Regions from separate parts of the Mus musculus genome. Here regions 1, 3, 4 and 5 are each linked to region 2. Evidence: chromatin loops called from intact Hi-C (ENCODE). Cell type or tissue: left cerebral cortex. All regions are shown on one strand. Region 1 holds the start of Foxd1 (forkhead box D1). Region 2 has its middle 33 kb from the start of Gm41032. Region 3 has its middle 13 kb from the start of Foxd1. Region 4 overlaps Gm41033 (a long non-coding RNA gene). Region 5 has its middle 14 kb from the start of Gm41033.

Region 1 (5,000 bases), 150 kb before region 2:
AAATAAGTAAATACATCTTTTAAAAAACCTTCTTTGTTATTATAAATAGGTGTGCTCACATGTGCAGGGGCCCTGAGGCAGAGGACAGCTATGTGGAGTCAGCCTGTAATCTAATTTCTCAATTCTTTTTATGTTAGATCTAAATATGCTCAGCGTGTTTCTGGGAAATCGACACATTAAGTAATGCGACAGGATACCATGTGATAATGGAGCTGAAGCTGTGTATTCTGCAAGGGTTTTTCTTAAAGGCAGCCCTCTGCATGAAGAGTCTTCTGTGGAATGGATCCAGGCTTTGCAGCCAGACTCATGATGCAAATTGCATGGGATTGCCAGAGAGATGACTCTGTGAACACTGGCACCACCACCCCCCCCCCCCCAGGGCCTGCAGCCGCAAAAAGAGAACTGACTCCTGAAAGTTGTCCTCTGACCTCTACGTGCATGAGATGAGACCATGCCCCCATCTGAGCCTGCCCCAAATACATACACAAAATAAATAAAAATGTAATCAAACTATCTTTAAAAATAACCAAATAACTAGCACTTGGACTTCTGACTTTGGGGCACCAAATGTAAATGAGTAGAAACCACCAAGCATGCCTGTGTGGTGTGGTGGACTGAGGAGGGAAAACTCGTCCGGCTTAACTATGGGTAGTGAAAATTCCTGAATCAGTGTGAATAAATTTCACAGTTATAAGACACAGATTTAGACCTTTGCTGACATCCTGAATTCTTGAGGATTTCTGAGTCCAGCTCAGGCTGTGGAATGCTTGTTTTAAGAAGCACTTAAGCAAGCAAAACCTACCCGGTGAGGCCTGGAGGCCACTAAGTAAGACACGGAAAGAAGAAAGAACTCTCACCCTTTCTCCAGCCCACGGAAGGGCCGGCTATTAGAACCAGGCTCAGTGCATGGAACTTTCCAGGTTAAAACGCATCCACTCACGAGAGGTACTGACCACTTTCCCGTGGAAATTGGCCTTGCCTTGAACTTACTTTCAGATCCTATGCAGCCCTGAAGAAGTAGGTGGGTGTGGGTCTGGCCCAGCCCCTTCACTGCCTGTGTGAGAGCTGGCAGCCCCACTCAGCCATCACAGGCAGGTTGCTGTGGGTTGGAATTAGCTCAGCGTTAGGTATGCTATTACACCACGGAGGAGGATGGAGGCCTCAGAGGGCCAAGAGACAAAGTTAGGGTCATCTGGTCCCTTGAGGAGCAGAGGAGGCGTAGCAGTGTAAAATGGGATGAACTGGGCGAATGTCCACAGATATTTGCTGGAAAAGAATCTGGAGAAATCTTAAACTTATCTTTTGCTGAAGACGATGTGAAGAGTCTCCAGGTCCCGAAACTGAATAAGCTGAATTTTCAAACCCACAGAGGTGAGTATTCATTCCATTAGTATATAAAGCAGAAGCCAGCAGTGTCCACTGTTGGCACAGAGGGGTTCCTCTGAGAATTTCAGGAATGACAGGGAGGTGGAGAATGGAATATGCCCCAAAGTTCATTGGATGTCTGCGACATGCAGAGTGTTACCAGGTGCAGAGCAGAGGCATGGACAGAAAGGGAAGAGCCAACTCCAGTATCCATCAGCAGATGAATGAGTGGACAGAACATGGGGTGTATGTGCACCGTGGAATATCTCTCAGCCTCAGAACATCCTGTCTATGAAACCTCATATGATGAAACTCAAAGACATTATGCTGAATGAATTTAGTCAGACACAGAAGGCAGGAAATCACAGCAGAAAGAAAAGCAGAAGCCATGGAGGAGTGCTGCTTCCTGGCTTGCTCAACAAGCTCGCTTATCTGATTGCTTATAGTACCCAGGACCACCAGCTCAGTTAATGGCACCACTCACAGTGCGCTGGACCACACCCCCAACCCCCACAACACACACATCAATCAATGAAGACATGTGTCATAGGCTGTGTCCACAGGCCAATCTGGTAGGGACAATTTCTCAACTGAGGTTCCCTCTTCCAAAATGTCTCTAGCTTACATCAAGTTGACATAAAATCAGCCAGCACATTTAGATTCTTGTCTTCTGAGTTTACATACCCAAGTTTCTCCTCAAAGGAATTTTCTGGGCCTGTGACAAAGATGAAGGGAGTTGAGGCAGAGCCTTCTTCCCAAAGCTGGTGCCAAATCCTGTGACTTCAGCTCTGGGGGGTTCAGGCCCCTGACCCAAACAGCCTGTGAGAATAAAACTGATTAACTCGAACCCCAAGGAGAAGAAGCCTGTTGTGCGGGCTCAGTCCCTGTCCCTCAGAGGAGACTACTAGATCTAGGGCCTTACCAGACACTTTCTGCTCTGGGGATTTTCTAGCCACCACGGTGGCACCGGTGGCACCGGGTGCCCAGGCCAACCCAAGGGACAGCAGGACTCCACACTACCACCAGGGGGCAGTTCTGCCGAGCTCCTACATTGCAAGGATAACCACCAGCTGCTTTCTTGGTGCGCGCTTTCAGGCCAAGGAGTGGGGGATGGGAGTGGGGATGGCTCTTGGTTCCAAATGGCTGTCCTGCCCACCTCTGGGAAAGATTTCTGGCCCCTGTACTAGCTTGAGGGGATGGGATGGGATGGGATGGGATGGGATGGGATGGGATGGGATGGGATGGGATGGGGGACTTTCCATCCTTGGAGAAAAGACAGGGAGTCAGGAGATTCTGAGAGCTAGGGACCAGGAAGGCAGAAAGAGGATGAGCAAGGCACGAATTCCCAGCAAGGTTTCCAGGCTGGGAAATTTCTGGACTGAACAGCTAAGGGGCTATAGGTACCTTAACTAAAGCAAACAAAACTGGTGGAGTGCCCAAAGATGGCTTTAGTGAAGCTCACTCAAATCTCTGGTTACCTGTTCTGTACCTTCATTGATCCCAGTGTGTTGAGGTGGTCTGTCAAATCCAGCAAATCCCCACATTCCTCGCCCCCCGCCAGTGACTTTAAGGTAATTTACCACGTTTCCCCAAACATTTCCAGGAAACAGCCCTTTAACCCTTTGGGGGCGATATTGCAAACGGAACATAAGCTCTCAACTCCCAGACCCTTCTAGGACAGACAAATTGCAAATCTTGAGCAGAGAGATTTTCCTCTAACGTTACTAATAACCTGCGAACAATTCTTCTTGTATTCCATCTTCAAATACGTTTGTACGCAGCAGCCCTCAGCACTGCGAAAACCATAGTGTTTATTTAGATATCGGGCAAGCACTAATAAAACTTAAACTTTTGATGTAAAAGTGGACTCCTTGGTTAGGACGCCTGTCTGCATCAACAAAGCATTCGCTGCCTGATTAATGTTGGCGCAGGTTAATCAGAGCCCATTACAATAATTAGATGGTCCAGTCATACATCAAATGAGAGGCAATGAAAATCAACGCGTTCAGATCGCAAGGCATTCTCATAGATCTTTTAAAGATCTCTAGTAGACTTTACAGACCATTTACAAGTGGAACTGGTGGTTACCCATTGGAGAAAACGAAATCTGATTTGAAAAGAAGTATTAGATGGGGCAACAGCTTATTTTTGTGATGAATACCAGTTAGAACAAGTCACTTCAGGAAGTAAGAAACACTTGGTTGATACAATGACACACAGAGCATTTGAGATTGTTCCTAGAGAAAGCCATTGAATTTTTATTCAGTTCTTGGCAAATGGCGATTTTAACCAGAAAGTTAAACTGGTAAGGCAAAGTTCCCTATTTGAAATCGAAACATCTCAGAAAAGGCAAACATCCAGAAAGCTAGGCTATCAAAATGAATTCGGATTACACAATTATTCGGATTTCCCGCCAGCCAGAACAAAACATTTAGCTGGTGGTAAACACAGGTGACCTTAAAACAGAATAATACTTTAATCATCCCTATTAGCTTGCCACTTGGAAGAAAAATGAATCGAGTGGAGTTGCATCCTGCATTTAAAATTTAAAAGTCGGGTTTTTTTTTAAAAAAAAGAGTATAAAAAGCATTTAATGTATTTTCCAAAATAAAAAATTGATCTCAAAGTTCATCTTTGCTACTGTCCTTTCTACTATCAATCCTTCCGGAACAACACTGTGTGTAAGTTATAATAATTCCAGTATTTAGAAAGTAGTGTGAAATGCTCCTTTAGAAATACCTTTTATTGAAAAGTATAGCGCTCTTTTTCCTAACATCTCAACAGTGTTTGAGTTGCTGCTATGTGTAATTTCTGTGTGTGTTTGGGTTTTCATTACAATTTTCTATTTCTTTTCCTCATTCAACCATTGCTTGCTCTATTCCCATGGAATTTGTGAGATGCTCTCATTAGAGTGGCTTAGTTTAGCTGTCAAGTCTCTAGGGCATTCAATTGCAGATAAATGACCAAAACGCCAGCCTAACCGCATTTTTATTAACAGATGGCGGAAAACAAACGTCTTTGGAGAAGAACCGAAGGGAAAGGGTTAAAGGGTCAATAAACAATTATTACCGTGCTCAAAATGGGGGATTTTTCATCAGATTCCACAGGCGGAGACTGGCCCAGTCCAGAGAGCTGGGACACCCTACCAGACTCCCTCGCTCAATATTCCAGTGAGCACCTCACACATAGAGCAGTTGTCCCCAGTGGGATGACTCCTACAGGCCACTGGGTTGTCCAATCGAAGCGTCCCCGGAGCGCTTGAGATTAGGGTTGAGGGCTAATCCGGGAGAATAAGGCTGGGGGTTTGAACTCCTGTAGCTCTCGGGTCGGCTCGCGGCTGGCTAGGGTGGGATTCAGGATAGCCAATATCTTGGCAAGAAATAGTGGGCTTCAGTCTCCAACTCTTGCTGCTGCCCCTCCTGCGGGTGAACTTTCTCTTCCTACACGCCGATTCCCTCGCCTTTCTTTTCCTTCCCTGGGCCGCGCTCTGACGTGCACACCATGTGACAGGCCCCCTTCTGCTATAAGCACAGACAAGGTCCGCCCTCTTCTGGACTCAGCCCTGGCCTTGCCGAGCTCCGTTTCTAGATTCTCACTCCTCCCGCGCCCTTCTGGGCGCCCGACACCGACTGGCC
Region 2 (5,000 bases):
GCCCCTCAAAGAATCACTTCTCTGCTAAGGCAATACCGATAAATCTCCCTGCCCACCCAAAAAGGATGCCGAACCTCCTCCTCTTAATCAGTTCCTGAGCGCTTTCTCATTTTTTTTTTTCAAGTCTGCCACCAAGCTCTGTCCTTGAGCTTTCCGTGCACTGGGAGAGTGATATGCAGGTGACAACCCCTATGAGATGTGGCGCCCATCACCTGATTTTTGAGGTCTAAACAATCAGCGTCTGTAAAAGGCAGTAGAGCCTTATCTCTCTGCAGGCACTGCACCAATCCTGCACCGCCCAATCACCCTCCTCCCAATGCTCTGCATCTGGCAGGAGGGGTCCCTGAGCCCTTGCGCCCTCTTACTTCGAGGAGGGCTGCACCGGGGTGTCAGAGAGACCTGAACTTCCTTGGCTAGGAGAGAATCTGGCCCTGGAAGAAGAAATAGCTCAGTGTCTCGCTGGTCATTCCATCGTCCGCCCAGCCTCTCCAGAGTAACAAGGAGTCCGTGCTGATGGTTCTTGGTCCAGCATGTGATCCATGGCTCTCAGGACTAGTGATTCACTGGGTGAAATGACTACTCTTAAGATTCTAGTCCTGGTTATATAGACTGCCCTTGCTAGAACCTCAGATAAGTCTGGGTTTCTCTCAGTTTCCGTTGGGGATGCTGTCTAGAGCAAGAACTCCACTCTGGGTTCCAATGTAATCTGGCCGAGGACAGATCAAATAATCTCTGGGTGCTTAGGTTGTTCATCTGTTAACTGGGATCAGGCTATCCCTACACATTCGTGTGACACACGGAAGAGGGGGATGCCAGGCACCACAGTGGAGAACATACAGGAAACATCATACATGTTTGGTGTTACTGATCAAGTAGCTGTTGCAGTAGGGGCCGGGGACAGTTGTTGACAGCTGAGGAAGTATAGAAAGATCTCCTGTATTACTAAGTGGTGGATAAATAGTACCTATCACAGTCACTGTTGCTCCCAAGGATCTATCTCCCCCTTCTATTGCTCCTCCTGCTCTTTAACCCTTCCCGTTCTCAACATGCTCCTCCTCAGAGGGAACTGTCTTTTTGCCCTTCAGACTCCATAAAAATCAGCCCCCCCCCCACTTAGTGCCCACTGGTAATTTCCCTGGGGTTTTGGAAGGGTCTTAGCACTGTCAGGCCAGTCCAGCACTTTTGTTTGCAAGAAGGCGGCGAGAAAATTACATCCTGGGCTTAGGAAAGGGAAGAATAAACACGTTCACAGTAGGACTCTTCGGGTGAACTATTCTATTTCTCTTTCGTTATTTTTTTCCTTGGTTGTTGATGGTCCATTGCCGACTGATGTGACTTAATATTAATGAGTCAGAACTGAGCAACCACCACGGGGTGGGGGGGGGGCTGGGGGGGGCAAGCGAGAACAAGGCAGAATGCTTACTGTCACTTTCCCCAGCTGGCTCCCCAAGCCTCACCTCTGAGTTCTGCTGAAAACATCCCCTGGGTCGCTCGCGCTTGAATTGAAACATCCCACTTTCTTTAGCCATCAGGGGCTTAAAACAAAAAGCAGGAGTGCCCCTCTTGGCTGATATTGGGGTGGTAGTGTTTAACCCTTTACTTATCCATCGAAGTCAGAAAAGCGAACCAAGGCAATGTGAGTAATAACTGTGCCATAAAATTTCACCTTTACAAGATGAGGTTAGGACTCGCGAGGTTTCTTATGCTCTCTCCCCATCGCTCTAAGCTGGCGAAGCAAAGAGGTAAAATGAATTCTACAGAAAAAAAAAAGGCACTTCTGGCCTCTGTCTGTGGTGTTCACGGTCCCCATGCCCCCATTTCTGTTCCTCTTGTGCTTCCTACGTCTAGGCAGAGTCGGGTCCTAGCCTAGAGCCCTGTCACCCGGTTCCAGAACATAGCCTCGGGTCTGAAGGGCAGTAAGGCTAGCGTCCACAGATTCCCAAACTACTGTTTCTGCAGATCTGGAGCTCCTAAAAATCGAAAGGGAGGGAGCTGCCAAGTTTACCTTTTAGAGGAAAAATCTGGTTCGTGCCCTTGGCCTCCATGAAAACCTAATGCGAACCCTGAAGCAACTACAGGAGACCGGGATAGTCCAGGAGGAGAGTGCAGGGCCAGGAAGTTGGTGTCAGGCGGAAAGCAGGGTTGCGTGTGAGCCCCAGGGCGTTCACAGTCCCGCTGGGGCCGCGGACAGTTGTTTATAAACTCCTTGCGGGCAACGCCGCACCCCGGGCGCCATTTCTGTTGGATGCTTTTCCTCCTGGAAGCGAAGGGCCAACAAAACAATCTCCCAGGGCACTGCCGGTGCCCCGAAAGCGTTTCGTGAATGTCAAACAACTTCATTTGCTCTTGTGTAGAAAGTTTAGCAAGCAAACGCGGAGCCGTCTTCCCGGATCACTCTTTGATTCTGTCTTGGATTAGCTAGCGTTTACTAGGAAACTCGTCTGCTTGTAGCCCAGGCCAAAAGCCCCAGGCGCCCATCTCTCAGCAGCCCAGAGGAAAGCCGTGGTAGGCTTTATCAACCCCCTCCCCAGGACCTCGGGTTTCATCTCTTTCTTTTCCCCCCTCATGTTCAGTTTGTTTTCTCAAGACCTAAGCAATTTTTAATGTAGTCTATACTTCCCGCTTAATCCTCATCGTTTATTGTATAATTATAGTTTCAAAGTGATTATGTAATTAAAATCATGTTTCGTTGAAACAGGACTTCAAAAGGGCGGCAGACCCCCGCTCCGGCATTATTTTCTGGTGATGTAATAATTTCCCTGTGATATTTAAAATAAACACATTAGTTCAAGAATTCTAAACATGTCTCAAAGTATATAGTAGGCTTGATTGGCACGAGGCTGGCTTGTAAAGAAATGGTAAGAGCCATCACTAGTTTAATATATTTCTATGCTCCCATGCAGGGTAAATTACAGGATAATGGGGCGCAGGCGATGGTAAGCTCTGTTTATATAATCCATTTCTTCACACGAGTTCCCATTGCCTCCCCTTCCCTTTGCTGTGTGTGGTGGTTCTCTGATCCCTTGACCTCGGCCATGTGTTTTCACTTTTTCTTCTGATCTCAATTCCATGACCAGCGGGGAATAAAATACAAATTGAATAGTAACCATTCACAGGCCGCTCTTTTCAAACTGTTGTTAAAACCTCTTTGTCTTGTCTAGCGGTTGATAGATAAATGCGTTCTGTTTTTCCTGACTTTCCCCCCCTGCCTTTCTTCTTCCTTCTCTCCCCCCCACCCCCGCCTCTTCTTGGCCAAGAAAAAAAAATAACTCTCCTCCAATTATACGCTTTAAAAATTAAAACCCACACCTCCTTTCAAACTATCTCCTGAGCGTCCCGCGCTCTCCCGGGTCAGCCCATTGGTTCGGGGCGGCCGTAGGAGACTCCGGAGGATTCACCTCGTGGAATAAAAGAACGGGGCAGCTGAGCGGGGATGGGGGCGAAGCACGGTGCCCCCGTGTGAGGTCCGCGCCATTGTCCCCGCCTGAAGGTTCATTTAACCGAGAACCTGTACTGCCTCTGATCTCTTCGCACAGCTCCCAGAATGGGTTCGGCTGGCTGGGACCGCCCCTCCTAGAAATTCCGAGGGCCGAGGGGCGAGGGAAGTTAGAGTGATGGGAGGGGGGCCACACCCCCTTCGCCAGTCCCCGTTCTTTTCTCTTTTGATGGCTCGTCCAGCTAGGAGGGCGAGGTGGACCCGAGAATGAACTGGTTTTACATCTCAAGTCCCCAAAGCGACACAAGGCGTCCTGGTTTCTGACCTGCCCTTCCTATCCAGAGTCAGTCTCTCTCAGTCTCTCTCTCTCTCTCTCTCTCTCTCTCTCTCTCTCTCTCTCTCTCTCTCTCTCTCTCTCTCTCTCATCCCCCCGCCCCCCACCTCCGGAGCTGCGGCTCCAGACTGCTCAGGCAAAAGCAACTAATTGTAACTGGGCGATCCACAGCCCGCCCCTCTCTTCCCAAGAGCTTCCTTAGAGGGAGGGAGGTCAAGGGCGCGGCTCGCCTTTGTCACTCCACTGCCAGGGCTGGAGGAAAGTGGAGGGTGGGCAGGCGTGGCCCTTCTCCCCGCAGCGCTGGACAGCGGGGCTCAGCCTCTAGGGTTGCACAGAGCATCTCCTGGGGAGCCGGCCTGCGCCGCCCGGTCTGCTGCAACGAACGTCGCCCCAGGTCCCCGCGGGCAGTGCGGGCGGGCGGAGCGCACGGCGGGGCGGGGACCTCGGTGCCGCCCGACTGCTGGCGGCAGCGGGGTAGGGTTTCCCGGGCCGCGCTGGGCGATGCCGCCTGACAGCGCCCTTCGCCAGGGGCCGAGTACCTGTAAGCTGAGCCTGGCTCACATGCTTCACATTAAAGCTCCGTGCCTAGTGCCTTCGTGCTCCCCCCCCCCCCAACCTTCTTCTCCTCCGAAAGGGTTCTTATAAACTTCCCTTCGTTTATCTAGCCTGGTTTTCATTGCTCCAGTTTTGCATGGGTTGACTTTGTTTAGTTTATTAACCCACGGGGTTACTTTAACTAAACATTTGGGCTGAATACTTTGGGATTGGATTTCAACGTTTTCTAACGAAATTACGGAGGTTTTTGAAGCCGCACAGAAAACGCTGTGTTGAGTTTATTAGTCAATTTAACAGACTATAAGTGGGGTGGGGGGGTGCATTTAGGACAGTTCCAGTTCGTACCCATCCGATGGAAGAAGCTAGCCAAGGCCGCAGGATGTGCACCCCGGCGGCCTCGGGGGTTCCCAGGCCTCCTCCACTTGCTCGCAGCATGGTTCCTGGGTGCACCAAGCTCCCGACAAGCAGGCGACACAGCCCCCCCACCCCAGACCAGCTGCACTACCTAGAAGGTCCCTCCCAAGCTATCCCCTCTGCTCTGGTGGGAAGTTCTGTTTTGTGCCAGCTGTAGAGGGCTCGATGTCTTCCCTCGTGAGGCCATGAAGGGAAACCTGACTGTGGTGGAATATTCCAGAAAGAGTAGAAGTCAATGGATTTAATTAATGAATTAAATGG
Region 3 (5,000 bases), 140 kb before region 2:
TCTGCACACATAGCAGGGCTCCAGAAACACCGTCTCCCACACGTCTTTAGAATTATGTGGGATGGGACCCCTTATTCTAGGGAGTTGGTGGGTGACGGTTGTTATTGTAACTCTATTCTGTAACTAAAGCTCTGGCATGTAATAAATCTCTCCCCGAAGACTTTTTGGATCTTTGATTTGAAAAATCGGATTCCTTTTGTGGAAACAGTTGACAGGAACCTAAAAGGATTAGTTGCATTCCGCATAGGATAATTTTTACTGGCAACATTTTGAAACGATTTGGTTCCTTTCAGACCTTAAACAATGTCCAGAAAAATGATCTAACGAGACTCTTTTGTTTTCCTTTGTACGTGAATCTGTCTGCCGCTGGTCTCTCTCTCTCTCTCTCTCTCTCTCTCTCTCTCTCTCTCTCTCTCTCTCTCTCTCTCTCTCTCTCTCCCTCCCTCCCTCCCTCCCTCTTTCCCTATCCTCCCCCCCCCCCCCCCCCCGTTCGCTCGCCCAGTGTTTTGCTCCCGAGCCGTGCACTGAATTACTTCCCGATCACCCTTGGTACCGGGTTATCTTTTCCGGCCAGGAAGCAGTTTCTGTCTCTTGGGCCTAGCAGGGGACAGAGGGACCTCACTCCTGCCTCCGCAAGGACTGCAGCCAGCTGCGCAAAGGTCTGGCCCGAGGTCGCCCGCAGTCCCAGAGCGTGGCAGTCCCCAACCCTTACGGTCCAACATTCCACGCTGCAGAACGCCGCGCGGGCTAGGGAAGGACGGAAAGAGCGAGGAATTTGCTGCGTTCTCCCTGGTCCAGCCGCGCAGCGGAGCCCGGAGGGCGAGCAACTTTCTGAGCACAGCGCAGCTCTGCCCGCCCGGCCCTGGGCTGTTTATTTGGTTGTCAGCGGACTTTGGAGATGTTTTTGGCTAGAGGTTCTGACCTGCCGGGGCTCAGCGGCCGCTCAGTCCCGGCTCTCCCGGCTGTTTTTACACCTGCACAGACTCCCCCTCACTCCTTGGCCTGATTTATAGCCTAATTAAAGTCTCAGTGCTCTGCGCGCCACCCGGGCGGCTCCCTTCCCTCCCCGCCAGGAATGCGCGGGCGACAGCACAGTCACTACTGGGGTGCTTCTGCAGCCAGGGCCAGCCAGGACTGCTCCCCTAACCCCCAACCGCTAGCCTTCGAGACCAAGGGGGCACGAGTCGCTATAGGGATGCACAGAGCGTCCACGTGCGCGCGGCGACCCCGCGTGGACGTCCTGCTCGCGGCCCTTGTGTCCCGCGATAATGCGGGCGGGGATGCCGTGGCGTGGCCCCGCGACGACGCTCTCCGGTTGCAAATCGCGGTTGTGGGCGGGTGGCGCGGGGTCACAGACCGCCCAGCCCGCGAGCCACGGCAGCACAGCCTCGGCTCCAACCTCCTCCTTGGCGGCCTTTTCTTTCCAGAGAGAATAAACGGCAAGCCAGCGGAGATTGGCAGCATTGAGCATCTTCCTAACCCGGCTCTGTCTTCTTTCCATCTATCAATCCACCTTTCTAATTAGACTAATTAGGAGCACTCTGCAGTGTCGCTAGGCCCAGGGACTGAACGGCTTCGGGGTTGTGAAAAGAGCCCTGAATGGCCACGCTGGGGGCCGGGCGGGGGCCTTAGAGACTCATTCACTACAGAGTAACAGTGGCTACATTTATCCCTAGCCATTGAAAAGAGGCTCGATTAAAACGTTTGGGAACTAATGCCACCCTGCATCCCCTCTCTAATTAGGGAACCGGGGGCGATGGCGAGAGTTCGGGGACCCTGCAGACCCCCTTCCTGTGCGCCACTGCTTTCCGCCCTTTCTGCGCAGCCGTTTTCCTTTCAGGAGACAAAAGTCCGCCACCTTCCCACCTGTTGCCCGGCCCTTGCTTTTCCCCTCCTTTCAGAACCCCAGACCCTGCCCCAAGCAGAAGGCCCAGCCAACTGCGCTAGAAGACTCAGCAAGCGGGGTGCTGGGGGCACCGGAGTGGAAAGCAAGGCTTTCCACTTGTGAAAGCTCCCTCTCAACGCTTTCACAAGGACGGCTCTCTTCACGTAGTCATTTTCCTTATCCCTCACTTCCTAGGTATCCGTCCCTTCTCCACACCCTACATTCCTTTTAACGTGAAATTCTGAGAGGAAGCATTTGTGGATGACAGGAAGTGGGTCGGGTGCTTACTCGGTACACTCTATTGGTCTTTGTGGCACTGACAGAGTTCCTTACAAGCAGAAATAATTTGTACTTTTTTCAGGACTGACTTCCTTCCTTCCTTCCTTCCTTCCTTCCTTCCTTTTTTTCTCAGAAAAATGTCCTCAGAACCAACTATGTGCCTAGAGGGCCTTAGCACACCCTTCAACCTTCTTAGTTTCCTCTTAGCCCATACTCAATTAACGTCTTAATTAAAACCTAACTTGATTCCTTGAGCAAGCTATTTCTATGGTTGTATTGTAAACATATTTCTATTTATCTTTCCCCATGCTTAATAGGGAGACTCCCAGACACAAGCTATTAGGGAACTAAAAGAGAAGTCATTTACAAATAGAGATTTTTGTATGAAAGGAAAGCTGTTGGTTCATCTTGTTGGTGAGAAAGTGTTGTCTGATAGATACTTTTACAAAAATTTGAAACGCTTTGTCCTAAAACGAAGTTGAACGAGAAGATTTGGTTTTTTGCTTTCTCTCCTTTTTTTGCTTTAATTCTTCCTCCTCCTCCCCCTTCTCTTGGAAAAGAGCCAGATGTGCAAGAAATATCATCAGGTCACTGTTCTTAATCATGTTAATTTAGAAAATGGAACCTTGGAGGAAGATGCTATTAACTAAATGTCAACCCACAGTGCGCAGAATTCCTTGGATCCAAACTTCAAAAACAAAAATGAAAGATGTCATGTGAGTGAGAGGAATCCTGGAATTTTTTTAAAGGCCTAAACTGATCTTAATAGAGTTTTATTGCTTCCACACCCCACCTCACGATATTTTAATTTAACAGTTACAATATGCATGACATTGGAACATAAATCCAGCCTGCTAGGACTCTGGGAGGGGCAAAGAGGAGAAAAGATTTTTTTTTAAAGGGGCTAATTTACATTGGAGAACATGATGATTTGCAAACATTTCCAGTTCCTGGAAACTTTGAATAAGAACCCCCTAGTCCGTACTGTCCGTGATTTTTACCACGGACCTCTTATTTTTCCATTTCAGCTGGTAATTTGAGTTTTAATTAAATATTAGCATACATATAGTCACGTGTGTAACCCCTAAGTATGCATGCAGGTTGGTGGATGTGTACCTAGCTAAGAGTTCTTAGATCAGGAATAAACAGAAAAACAGGACAGAAGAGCTTCTCCTGGCCGCTTCATAATAAATAGCACCTCCTTCTACCAACTACTCTTGCTTTTATACCATTAAATGGGTCTCACACTTTCTCCAATTTCATATAAATGGGAGCATTCAGTTTTGCCTCTTTCCTTCGTCATGTTTGCAAAATGTATTCGCTTGAATCCCTCTATGTAAATCAGTTTAGGGTGTAAACAATTTGCACAGGTACAAACGTGAAACAAGCACTGCAAAGCTTTAGTTTGGATGCCCTTCCCCATAAAACCTCAATGTTCCATTATCAACCAGAAAGGTAATCTTAAAAAAAAAAAAAAACCCGAGGAAACCAAAAACAGTCCACCCACACGCAGCAGCAGCAACAGCCATGGGCTACATCCTTTTCAAGATGCAATTGTGGGTAGCTGCGTGGAGAGCAGAAGCCACAGGCTGCTTTTGTAATTGGATTCTATTTCCTACTTGCCATTTCATCCCCCTAAGACTAGTAGTAAGTACTCTGGGCCTCTTCACAAAGAATGGCATGAACTTGAGGGGGAAAGTAAATTGTATCCAGTTTGTTCTGTCTCAGACATGTAAGTACTTAATGCAGCAGCCTGTCAAGTGTGCTTTGAATTCCGTTTGAAAGTAAAGTGTTCCAATTTGCAACTAACACAGTTACCCTGTCTGTGGGTCACCACACAGACCAGTTAACTTCAAACAGAGAAAAGCACAGCAAACTTGCAGGATTAGGATTTGTCCGATTGTCCTGCTCACAGCCTCTCCCCTCGGCAATCTACGCATCGAGCATCGAGCCAGCCTGCTCCTAGTTTGTGCCATGAATGACCAAGCAGAGGCCAGTCCTTGCTCCTTTCAACAGTAACAGGGGCATGCAGCCCAGGAGCCTTTCCTTCAGGAAGAAGAGTTTAAGAACCAGTCTGTTGGGACCACAGGAGAAAGGAGAGTGCCTAGAGCAACCAGAAACATTTTTTGATTGCTCCTACTGAACATTGGTAAATTCGAAGTTGGGAACATTCAGTTTTACAATCTCAAATCTAAAAATTAATACAAACCTACAATAAGGCATCAAGTTTACACTCAGGAAGGCAGTATGGGAGTAAAACAACCCCGCTGAGTTATCATAATATCAGACAAATAAGTCAAATCACTTATTTTAAAATAGCAAAGGCCCGAAAATTGCTGTTTTTTATTTAAAAAAAAATAACTTATGTAGTCGTATTTTATGAACATTGATTGGTGTTTTGCTTGTATAATATCTGTGTGAGGGCATCAGAGCCTCTGGGAACTGGGGTTCCAGACAGTTGTAAGCTGCCATGTGGGTGCTGGGAATTGAACCCAGGGCCTCTGGAAGAGCAGCCAGTGCTCTTAGCTGCTCAGCCATCTCTCCAGCCCCCAAGATTACTCAGTTTATAAAGGTTCTTGCTGCCAAGCCTGATGACCAGAGTTAGATCCTCAGGCCCAAAAGGTGGAAGGAGAGAACTGACTCCCACAACTTGTCCTCTGACCCCCACAGGGGGCCACAGCACATGCCCCCTCAGCACTCAAACAAACAAGAAAACCATGTGCCTATTGGAGTGATGAAACAAAAGCAGCAAGACTACCCAAATACTATGGCTGTTGAGACACTGATTCCTTATACATCACTGATGTGAGTGTAAAGTCATCCTGAAAGCTAATGA
Region 4 (5,000 bases), 68 kb after region 2:
ACTGCACCCTGCTAGAGAGCTAGAGCCAAGGCGTTCCACAGCAATCCTCTACTTGACCCTTCATACCTCACTGGGTAGACGGCTCATAGCACCCCCTCGGCAGCCGCCATACTTCATTTTGGCTTCTGCTACGATTCCCTCCTTCTCCATCAATCCAGTCCACTCACACCAGCCAAGCTGTGCATTGGGTACCCAGAGCTGTGGCTGCTTCCCCTTCCTGTGGCATTCCTTTGCAGACGCCCTACTTTATCCACACTGTGGTTTGAGGGTACGCGTTTCTCCAATTCATTCACTGGAATGTAGTCCACAACTCACAAGGTTGTCGGAGGTGAGGCCTTTGGGAAGGAATTAAGATGAGGAGAGGCATCTAGGTGAAGCCTCCAAATGGCATTAGTAACAAAAGGAAGAGAGACCCACGCTAGCATTCTTGCTCCATCTTGCCAAGAGGTTCCTTTGTCATGTTATAATACAGAGGGAAGACCTGCACAAGATGCTAAGCAACCAAGTTCCAGGACCTCATTGCCTCTAGACAATGGCCAAAGGAGGCTCTGTACAGTTGTACAGATCTCAAGTCTTGTAGCAGCACAAAACGAGCTTACCTGACACAATGCCGTGCAGTTCATCCACGGAGCACTCCATTCAACTGCTTTTTAGTATCCTCCCTGAATTGTGCACCCATGACCACAATCCATTTTAGAACATTGCGTTGTCCCTAAAAGAAACCTCACTGGAATCAGCCACAATCAGGATATGTTTCTTTCATATCCCCTCTCCCCAGCCCTGAGCAAACATTTCAACTGTTTCTGTATCTGGCATTGTGAACTAGGCAGCTACGGACATGGGAGCCCAGCCAGCACTTTGACACAGAGATTTCAGTTTCTTCAAGATGAATCTACAGAAATAGGTTGGCTGGATCTCACGGGAACTCTGCTGGGTTATTTTGGGGCACCTTCATGTCATTCCTCAAAGCATCTGCACCAATTTTACAATGTGACTGTGTACACCGTTCCCTCTTCTCCATGCCCCGTGGACACTGATTTTCCATCGTTTGGTTTGTTTGTTTTCTAGGTTTCTGGAGACTCCTGATGTAGCCCAGACTGGCTCCTCCTGTGTGCTGGAACTGAGAGCACGGTTTCGGAATGGAAGGTCTCACCGTATAAGCGCCATTTTCATTTTTTCATATATCTGTTGACCATTTATTTTTATATCTTCTTTGAAAAAGAATCTTTTTTTTTTCAGGCCACTGACCATCTTTCTGACTATATTGTTTGTTTTCTTATTACTGAGTAGTTTGCCTTCCTTGAGGACTTGGGCTTTCACTCCCGTATATGATGACTGATTTAGAAATATTTACCCTGGTTTGGTGGGCTCTCTCTTCACTGTCACTGATGTCCTTTGCTGTGCAGAGGCACTTCAGTTTGGTGTAACCCCACTTGCCTGTTTTGGGGCCTGTTGCCTGCGCGATGCAAAATTTTAAACATTATTATTTAAATAGATTAAAATTACAAAAAAAAACAAATTTTCCTTAGAGATAACACAAATGGGGAGGGGAAAGAAGGTCAGGGGAACTGGGGGGAGGAGGAGGTACATAGTAGCCAGCTGCTAGGAGATAAAGAGCCAAAACTCTGTAGCTATGTTGAAAAAAAAAAAAGCCATAACTGACTTGCTTCCTATAGGGCCCATCAAAGGCCATCAGCAAACAAACTTCCACCAAAGACCCAGCTTATCCTTCTCGAAGCTGCCAGACACAGTGGGTGCCAGCTCAACACCAAGTTCTGTTATAACTTGGACCAGCTCATGGGCAGGCGTATTGAATGTGAGTGGTTAAGAGTTCCAAGAGGAAAGTAAACAGGAAGGGAGTGGGTGGGGCACCCACTCCCTTCATGAAGCCATCAAGCCTTTCACTAGGTAAGACTGTCTCTAGGTAAGACTCCAGTGAATGTCCACAGCCAGTGGTGGTCAGAGCTAAGTCCTGGGTGATGGGGCTGTAGGCAGGCAGGAAGTCAGCTCTCCAGGAAACCCCTCCGTTTCCAGCAGAACACAGCATTCCCACCTCAGTTCTCCCAAGGGAGGCATCCAAGGGAAAAGAAGCAGGCTATCAGAGCAGGCAGGCACTCAAAGGGCTGGGTTTCAATCTCAGAGTATTGGAGAAGGCTGAAGAAATCTGGCTACACATATCGACCAACACAGTGTGGTAAGTGTGCAAGGGGGAGCGGAGCACAAAGTGACAAGAGACAATGTCCTCATCAGTTTTACATATTTGACATTAAAAATTACTTCATTGGGGCCCTGCGGTTAAGAGCACTGTTGCCTTTGCAGAGGACCCAGGTTTGATTTCCAACGCCCACATAGTGACTCAAAACCATCTGTAACTCCACTTCCAGAGGATCCAAAACGTTCTTCTGAGCTCTGTGTGTACCAGGCACGCACATGGTACGCACATACATACATGCAGGCAAAACACTCCTACCCACAAAATAAATAAGCCTAAGTATATATTTAAATTTATACATTTAAAAGTACTTCATTTTCAAAGGCACACAGTTATCTGGTCTCTGTAGTACCTTTTGAACCCCTGGAGGAATTTATTTATTTATTTATTTATTTATTCTCTCGGAACACTGCACATAAGTGCGGAGCTGCAGAGTACAAATTAATCCTTTGTATATTACAATTGGAACAGATTTGCTGAATAGACTTACTCCAGCTCAGAATCCACATCCACAAAGTCTTCCAACCTTAGCCCCTTGTCATCAGCTGCCACCCACTCCTAAAAAGACCAGGTGATTCACTGGGACGTGTGAACTCTGCTCACAGCACATTTTAACCCCGGGGCTCCCCTCTGACTCCTCTGACCTTTGGTAGGGGTTGGGAGGAGAAAATTCCCCATCCTTTCTCCGGATATCCCTCCCTGTTGCCTTCGTTTTCTGCAAAACACACTTTTGGGGAGAAACTTTTTCACTTGAGGCAGGCTTTCTTGACCAGAGAGCTTGCGCCTGTGTGGGGGAACCTCAAGAGAGAAGGGTGTTGCAGGCGCCTACAAAAACAACCCTCCCCGGGTGAGACACGGAGGGAAACTGTCTAAAAAGAAGGTGGTGTGCAGCTCTGAGGAGGCTGAGCTACTCACTGTGGGCAGTCCTGGGCTGTGACATGGGCGGATGGATGAAGGGGAATGGGATGGAGTTGGGGGAAGGGCGGGAGGAGGGGGAGGGGGCGGGAGGGGGCGGCTCCCCCCCCCCCCCCCGGAGCAATTCAATGGCGCTTTGATTTAACAACTCCAAGCCCTTTGAAAACATTTTGCCAGGAAAAGCTTGCCATCAACACGTATAATCTCTTATCAGAGGCCCCTGAAAGCCAGGGCCTCGGGGTTAATTCCCCCATCGCAATGAGTTTGAATCAGCTCTAAACCCGCAATGACATGAAAGCGCCCGGGCCTCGGGCCGCACAGAACCCACTGAGCTTCGCCGGCCGGGGAGGATTACGGGGCCTGTTCCTCGGCGGGCTCGCCCGCAGGACGGGCAGGCTCAAAAGAAAAAGAATAATTAGGGATAATTGCTTGTGTCCAAACACAAGCATTAAGGCCCCCTTGTTCCCCTTTGGGACTTTGTGAGCCAGAATGAAAGAGACACCCCCTGTTTTGACAGCTGGACCAGCGGCTTGGATCGCTGACCGAGGGAGGAAGCGCGAGCACTGGCTGGTGGGAACCGCGCCGAGCCGGGCTGCGGGTGGGCAGAAGACCCTCCGGGATGGTCGCGGGACGTGTCCACGCACCACATTCGTGTGCGCGCTTTGCCCATCCCCCGATCGCAAACACTGCGGACTTTGTCGTCCAGGAATTGCGGTCTGGGAAGCCCGCTGCGGTACTGGGACCCCCAGCTAGCACTGCGCCACCAGGCGAATGCCCTGTGCGTCGTTGCCTGCGGCTGATAGTGGCACAGGGACCCCGGGACGCAGAGGTTTCCTACGGCCTCAGACTGTGCGATTACACTAGTCAAATTCACAGGCCCAGCAGCCCAAAATCTCCACCAACACCCACACACGGGAATATCCGATCCCACCTCGCTCGGCGTGGGGTGGCCTGCGCCACATTTGGAGACACCCGAGGCACAGGGTGGTCCCAGCCACATCTGGATGCGTTCTTAAAGCTGAGGCCCGCGTAGGAGGCTTCTGTTCGTGGCTCGGAAGCGGCGAGAGCATTAAAACACAAATAGGGAACAGAGTTAGCGTTCTCCCACTACGTGGGGACTCTCCTGCCCCGCCCGCAGGATGCTGGGGCCTGGATCAGGCTTTGCCAAGAGGATACTGCACAGCTAAGGCCAGGGGAAGACAGCCTCAGGGTACCCCACAGTCAGCAGCCTGGCTAGTTTGTCTGGCCTAGTTCAGAATGTTCTAGTGCCCGAGGCCAAGACAGGCCCGGAGAGGCCCTCGAAGGAAGACAGGGGAGGAGCGAAACGGGGCTGGTGTCAGCGGGATGCCGAAGGATCCTAAAGGAACGAATGATGCGGTGCAAAGACCACCCTGAGCACCTGGACCACCCAGGCCGCAGCCTAGACCCGAGAAGGCTCAAGACTAGCATGGCCTACAGGCTAGAAGATCTGGAGAGGGAAGCAGACCTTCTACAAGGTCGTTTGGCAACATGCGGGCAGTAGCCACAGAGCAGATCCATGTTAGAATCCTCAGCCCAGCCACCCCTAAGAAATGAGCCAATTGGCCCTTTCCAAACGCGGATTGTAGCGAAGCCGAAGGATGAGTGGGAAAACGGCTCCACGGACGCAGGCCCATGAGTGATTAATTAACGGAAAACCACATCCGAGGGGGAAAATGTTTTCTGAAAGGAGCCGAGTCCGAGAAGGGCTCCGGTCCCTGCAGCTGTGTCCCAGACAGATCAGCCAGCTGACGCCAGGCCCCCACCCCATTCTGTCGTGGACGCACCCTAGGGCCTCCTGGTCGGCGGAGGGGACGTGGCTTTATGGCTTTCAAGAAACTCTAGGTTTCGAATT
Region 5 (5,000 bases), 85 kb after region 2:
CAGAAACCAGAGAGGGACGTCCAGCCCCTTAAACAGAGACTTTGCTCAGGTAGGTATCCACCATGAGATGGATTTGCTGTGGTTATTGTTGTGTTTAAAGAGTTCCTACAAAGTACAGGGAAAGTTACAGATCGGTTTGAGGAGATTAATCCCCTTTTCAAATCTTCATCTTTTCCTTCAAGATGTCTCTCCAAAGAAAGACAATTACGTCAAAGAAGGTCCGGGCCTCATTCTGCACAGTGCCTTTTAAAAAACATTCTGGGGGCCTGGTAGACAACATGTAAGCTGTAGACAGCAGCGCTTCCACAAGCCCGGCCCCTCACATCTGCACACCAGCTTCTCGGGAACAGAACGGAGACATATGCATTTTAACATATTCCAATAGCAGCATCTTGGGGGAGTGGGGGTGGGGATGTACCTTTTACCATATATGGTCATCATGCAATTCTCTCCAAGAACTCAGTGCAGATATTTATATAATAATATTACCATTCCTTACCCCCACCTCCAGGCTGGCAGAGGTTGAAGGAAACACTTTTGGAGGTCTCTACCACAACTGTATGAATGGTGTTGATTGGTTCTGATTTTTTTTTTTTTGAGCATGGATCAGACTATCAGCTTGTGAGGTATGTCAGAGTATTTTTTAAAATCTTTCTAAAAATATGAATGGATATAACAATTTGAAGTTATTACACACTAAACATTTTATTGGAGCCTGGGGATTCTTGGGTGAGCTTGCTCATTTTCTTTGGAGAATCCCAGTCCCCACTCAAATTCCAGGCACAGAAAGGAAGCCCTGGGGAATGAAGTGGCTTCTGGATGGCATGTCATCAGTCACTTAGGAGCTGCTCTGCTGATTATGAAGGTGGAGAAACGCAGTCAGTGGGAAGAAGCGAAGGAGTGGGCTTGCATTCCAAAGGAGAGACAATGTTTATGTAGCCCTGATGTCTGTCTCGGGAGTAGAATCGATGTAATTAAGCAAATAGAAGTGAGTTCATTTTAGTGTAGTGGCCATTTAAAAAAACAAAAAACAAAAAAAAACACATACAGCAAGGATGAAAATGTAGCCAAATAAGAAGCTAGAGTATTATAAAATCGGATGCCAGGTGAAGGCTGAGATTCCAATTCTGCTCTATTCTTAGTTTTTGGGTCTTTCCTCGTCAGAGCTCCTCTCCTACCTCATAGTTACCATGGAGATCAAGCAAAGAACGGTTATGAAACGTCTCCGAAAACGTTAACCACCACAGCGACACCAGCACATTCAGTTCTCACGAACTTTGTAGGACCAACAGCATTCTCACTTGACTGCCAATGTAAGGGTGCTCTCTCACCAGGGCTCTGGACTAAAGTTCTCTGTAATCCCCTTCCCTGTCCCCACAGGAGGCCTCTATGTCCAGTATGATCTTCAGGAGCAGAGTGGGTATTGCCCTGCGAATCAACCGCTGCCTGGTGGCCTCCAACACATGCTAAAAACAAAGCTCTTCTCAACACCTCCCGAATCAGAATAGTCTCTTGGAGACTAGAGAAGGAAGCAGTGTTGCACGGCTGGTCCTCTTCCTATTGGGCTATTCTCTCCTTCATACTGTATTTCAAGTCTATTCACACACCTAGGTGTCGTTGTAGCTCCGCCCCCGTGGGAGGGGAGAGCCTAAAATGTTAATTATCTGGAACGGTAGCTTGCACTTCACATTCTGGATCCCGGGATGGGATTTAAGCCTATTTAGATTTTCTGTGAATTCTTTGAGGTTAATGCAACTTCTGAATGTGACTAGTAATCTCTAATTATTTGCAGAGATGGTAAATGTGAGACCAGATTAAATCCACTGATAATCCCCAAATCTCATTTTAGCCAACAGCGCGGCTCTTTTCCCACCAACCCTGGAACAGTCAACTCAGAACCGCAGCTTTTTTTCTTTCTCCTGCCTACCCTCTGCTGGAGATGCAAGCAAATCGCCCGAATTTCCAAGGGGTGGAGGTAGAAAGCCAGCAGAAGAGCGAGTGGAAAATCCGACCGCCTGGGCCACTGCCCTGCTGGAGAACTAGACACTGAGTAACCGAAGATCCTGACATAAAAGGAGCAAACCACTGGCGCAGATATTAGGAGCCCTGGGCCACAGTGTCATGAAGGAGCCTCGCTGTCCCTCGTTTGCATGCTGGTACACTGAGATCATTGCTCTCTGTCAGGTTGGACTAGCTTCCTCCTGGAAGGGGTGGGAGAGAGTGGAGCCTGAAGCCGAGGCCGGCTGGGGGGGGGGGCGGGGGGCTGTAGCCCCAGACAAGCCGAGCTCTGGGAGGGGCCCACCTGCTCCCTTCCACTGAGACACAACATCAGATAGCTAGGCCCAGAGGAGGAAAGCAGGCTTTCTTTGGTTTTGCTGTTAAGGCTTTTAAAATCATATTCTTACTCGATTGCTTATTAGCATCAGAATAGTTCCCTAGTCTCTTTGAGCCAGGTCTGTTTTGAAAAAAACAATAAAATTTTACATTATCATTTTTATATATCTTATTAGATATTCCAAAATAATTATCACCAAGGAAACAAAGCACTGCAAATATTTTTAAAGCCAAGAGTTTTCTTTTTCCTTAAAAGAGAAAACTGGAAAATATTTTTAATCAAAGAATTAAATGTCCGCTCAAAAGCACACAAATATCCCACTGAACTTTGATCAGTCTGTTTTTAAATCTATGTTGACCCTGCTGAGCCAGAACCATTGTTTAGCTCCAGTTCCAAGGATTCAGAACGCATTCGAATCCGGGAGAAGAAAAAGGGACAAAGCTTGGCAAAGAGAGGAGAACCGGTTGAACGGTATCTTCTTGGGGCGAGGTGACAGAAACCTGTGGAAACTGGTAGCTGAGGGAGCCAATGTGAATCATATATCAAAAGCTGGCTCCTGAGTCACAAAAGTCTAATGGGCTAATTTCAGCAACTCTGCACTCCGCGTATGCAAATATATAGTGGGGTTGGGGTGGCGGGTGGAAGGGTAACAGTGGTCTCCAGTTTCGGGGCAGGGAGGTTTCAGAGGCAGAAGGGAAGGCGGGAAGAAATGGACACCTTTCTTCCCAGGATGAAATGTCCGTGTGAGGGATGAAGGGACCTCCCGGCTCAGAGAGCCAGGAGCTCCCTGGCGACCACTTGCAGGACTCCCGGTTTCGAGTCGCCGCGCCAGCAGAACCCAGGGATTCGGACCAGTCGCAGAGCGGCGGCGTCGGTGCGGACCCAGCTGCGTCTCTTCACTGTCCTCCCGGGACTCCTGGGGGCCCCCGCCGCCTCCTGGCTGCCAGCTCTGTCCCTGCTCCGCGCCTCTGCGCCACCAGGAGCTGGGTTGACCTGCGGCCTCGAGCCTCTTTCCTGCCCCCTCGTGGCCATTCAGGGAAAACCGCGTGGGTCTCTCGGTCACTTAGGACCAGCGCTGCCGCCGCCGCAGACCCGATGGGAGACACTTGAGTTAGTGCAGGGGGGGCAGGGGCCGGGGGGGCACCGAGCAGAAAAACTGTCGATTGGGTGACGCCGAGGTACGGAGACCCTGTGGGCTCTGACAGGAGAAAGGTCCTCCAGAGCTGGCCATCTAAGGCAGTTGACCAAGGACCTGGCTGGCTTTCTGGGCAGTCACGTGATTACGGTGGAAGGACAGCGGATCTACAGTATGGAGTTAGGAGATGGACAAGGGCATAGTTTCGTCCCAGGTGAACCAGCCTGGCTGCCCTTTGGCAGGGCCAGGCACAAGAATGTGTTTCAGGTTACTGCCTATAAAGGACTTCCGCATCTGGTCGAGTGTGGGTGCGTGGCCTTTCTGGATTTCAGCTGCCAAAAAAATATACTATCCTCCGTTTGTCAAACAAGGTGAAAATCGAATGTGCTTGAAGAGGGTAGGCTTCCTGACTTTTGCTGCGCCCCTGACGAATATGGCTTGGGAAACCAAGAGCAGATGGAGACTCATTTCCCTGTGGTCATCCAGGTTTCTGCTGGTTCAGGATCTCGTGACAGATGAAAAATTATTCGTGGTGCTGGTAAACGTTCCTCCCTAGAAACTCCAAGTGGGCTTGACTCACTCGCTGGCTGGCTGGCTGGCTTATGTTTTATGGACGTTCTCTTGAGGGCTTTGAAGTTATTTGTCTTCAAATCTGTTTCTCAGCTTCCCAGCTCCTGAATAAATTACCCACCCCCTCTGCTTCCACACCCACAGCTTCTCCCCCACTGTGAACAGGGAAGTTGTGGGCTTTGGTTGGTTTGTTTGTTTGTTTGTTTGTTTGTTTGTTTGTTTTTGAAGACATCTTAGAACAAGAGCAGTTGGGCTTAATCCGTCTGTTGTCAGCCCTGGGAAATCTGTTTTTGTGTGGTTGGCTGAAAAGCTTGATGAAGATGAGGGGAGTTGGACCCTTGGACTTGATTCTGGTCACGGGCTTATCCCTGGGTCACAGGGTCACAATTTGCCTGAGTCTGGTTGCCTTGTGGGGCCAAGTCATGGGTGCTCATTTATAGATCGTGTTAAATACTCACACTGCGAACATCTCCATGCTTGTTTAAGGATTGCCATTCGCCAGAAGTTGGTGCTAATTGATGCCAGGCAGTTCTGCTGCAAAGACTGCAGGCTTAGATGTGTTGTGCTCTTCGTGGAAAAGAGGGAATGATCAGCAACAGCATTGGGTGGACGAGCCATGAACAACTTCCTGTTGTCCAGGAAGCTCTGTAAGGAGGTTGTTGGGCTTGTGAGAAAAGGTGGGGCTCTGATCACTTGTTCATTTTGATGCCTAACAGGGGATGCTTCTCTCTCTCTCTCTCTCTCTCTCTCTCTCTCTCTCTCTCTCTCTCTCTCTCTCTCTCTCTCTCTTTCTTTCTTTCCGTTTTTAGAATTATTTCTTTATGAGTACACTGTAGCTGTCTTCAGACACACCAGAAGAGGGCATCAGATCTCATTACAGATGGTCCTGAGCCACCATGTGGTTGCTGGGAATTGAACTCAGGACCTCTGGAAGAGCAGCCAGTGCTCTTAACCGCTGAG

What was found. Hi-C counts contacts between places; a loop is a spot of excess contacts. Peaks named below come from ENCODE experiments on the same cell type or tissue, not always from the same donor. Only the 100,000 strongest peaks of a DNase experiment are listed, where the experiment ranks them.
Region 1: a loop joins it to region 2, with 5 times the contacts of the local background. A loop is called at or near these places in 21 of 42 quality-filtered maps.
Region 3: a loop joins it to region 2, with 4 times the contacts of the local background. A loop is called at or near these places in 22 of 42 quality-filtered maps.
Region 4: it touches region 2 in a loop (2.1-fold over the local background); 7 of 42 quality-filtered maps call a loop at or near these places.
Region 5: a loop joins it to region 2, with 5 times the contacts of the local background. A loop is called at or near these places in 6 of 42 quality-filtered maps.

What each region holds. Positions count from the first base shown.
Region 1 is chr13:98,349,326-98,354,325 of GRCm38, forward strand. It overlaps Foxd1 (forkhead box D1), which reads left to right and starts at 4,920. Exons shown (of 1, transcript NM_008242.2): 1 at 4,920-5,000. In left cerebral cortex, a CTCF peak has its summit at 2,388 (motif pointing right); a DNase peak (open chromatin) is centred at 3,395; H3K4me3 peaks cover 61 bases.
Region 2 is chr13:98,500,826-98,505,825 of GRCm38, forward strand. No RefSeq gene overlaps it. Among named protein-coding and RNA genes, the nearest start is that of Gm41032, 33 kb to the right of the region's middle. In left cerebral cortex, no CTCF peak of the experiment used is centred here; DNase peaks (open chromatin) are centred at 2,165, 2,560 and 2,912.
Region 3 is chr13:98,365,170-98,370,169 of GRCm38, forward strand. No RefSeq gene overlaps it. Among named protein-coding and RNA genes, the nearest start is that of Foxd1, 13 kb to the left of the region's middle. In left cerebral cortex, no CTCF peak of the experiment used is centred here; no DNase peak of the experiment used is centred here.
Region 4 is chr13:98,569,253-98,574,252 of GRCm38, forward strand. It overlaps Gm41033 (a long non-coding RNA gene), which reads right to left. Exons shown (of 7, transcript XR_873852.2): 1 at 4,059-5,000; 2 at 1,355-1,456; 3 at 600-712. Among named protein-coding and RNA genes, the nearest start is that of Gm41033, 2.8 kb to the right of the region's middle. In left cerebral cortex, no CTCF peak of the experiment used is centred here; DNase peaks (open chromatin) are centred at 2,369, 3,575 and 4,218; H3K4me3 peaks cover 972 bases; H3K27ac peaks cover 731 bases.
Region 5 is chr13:98,585,789-98,590,788 of GRCm38, forward strand. No RefSeq gene overlaps it. Among named protein-coding and RNA genes, the nearest start is that of Gm41033, 14 kb to the left of the region's middle. In left cerebral cortex, CTCF peaks have their summits at 1,945 (motif pointing left) and 3,338 (motif pointing left); DNase peaks (open chromatin) are centred at 266, 896, 1,234, 1,545 and 2 more places; H3K4me3 peaks cover 802 bases; H3K27ac peaks cover 1,893 bases.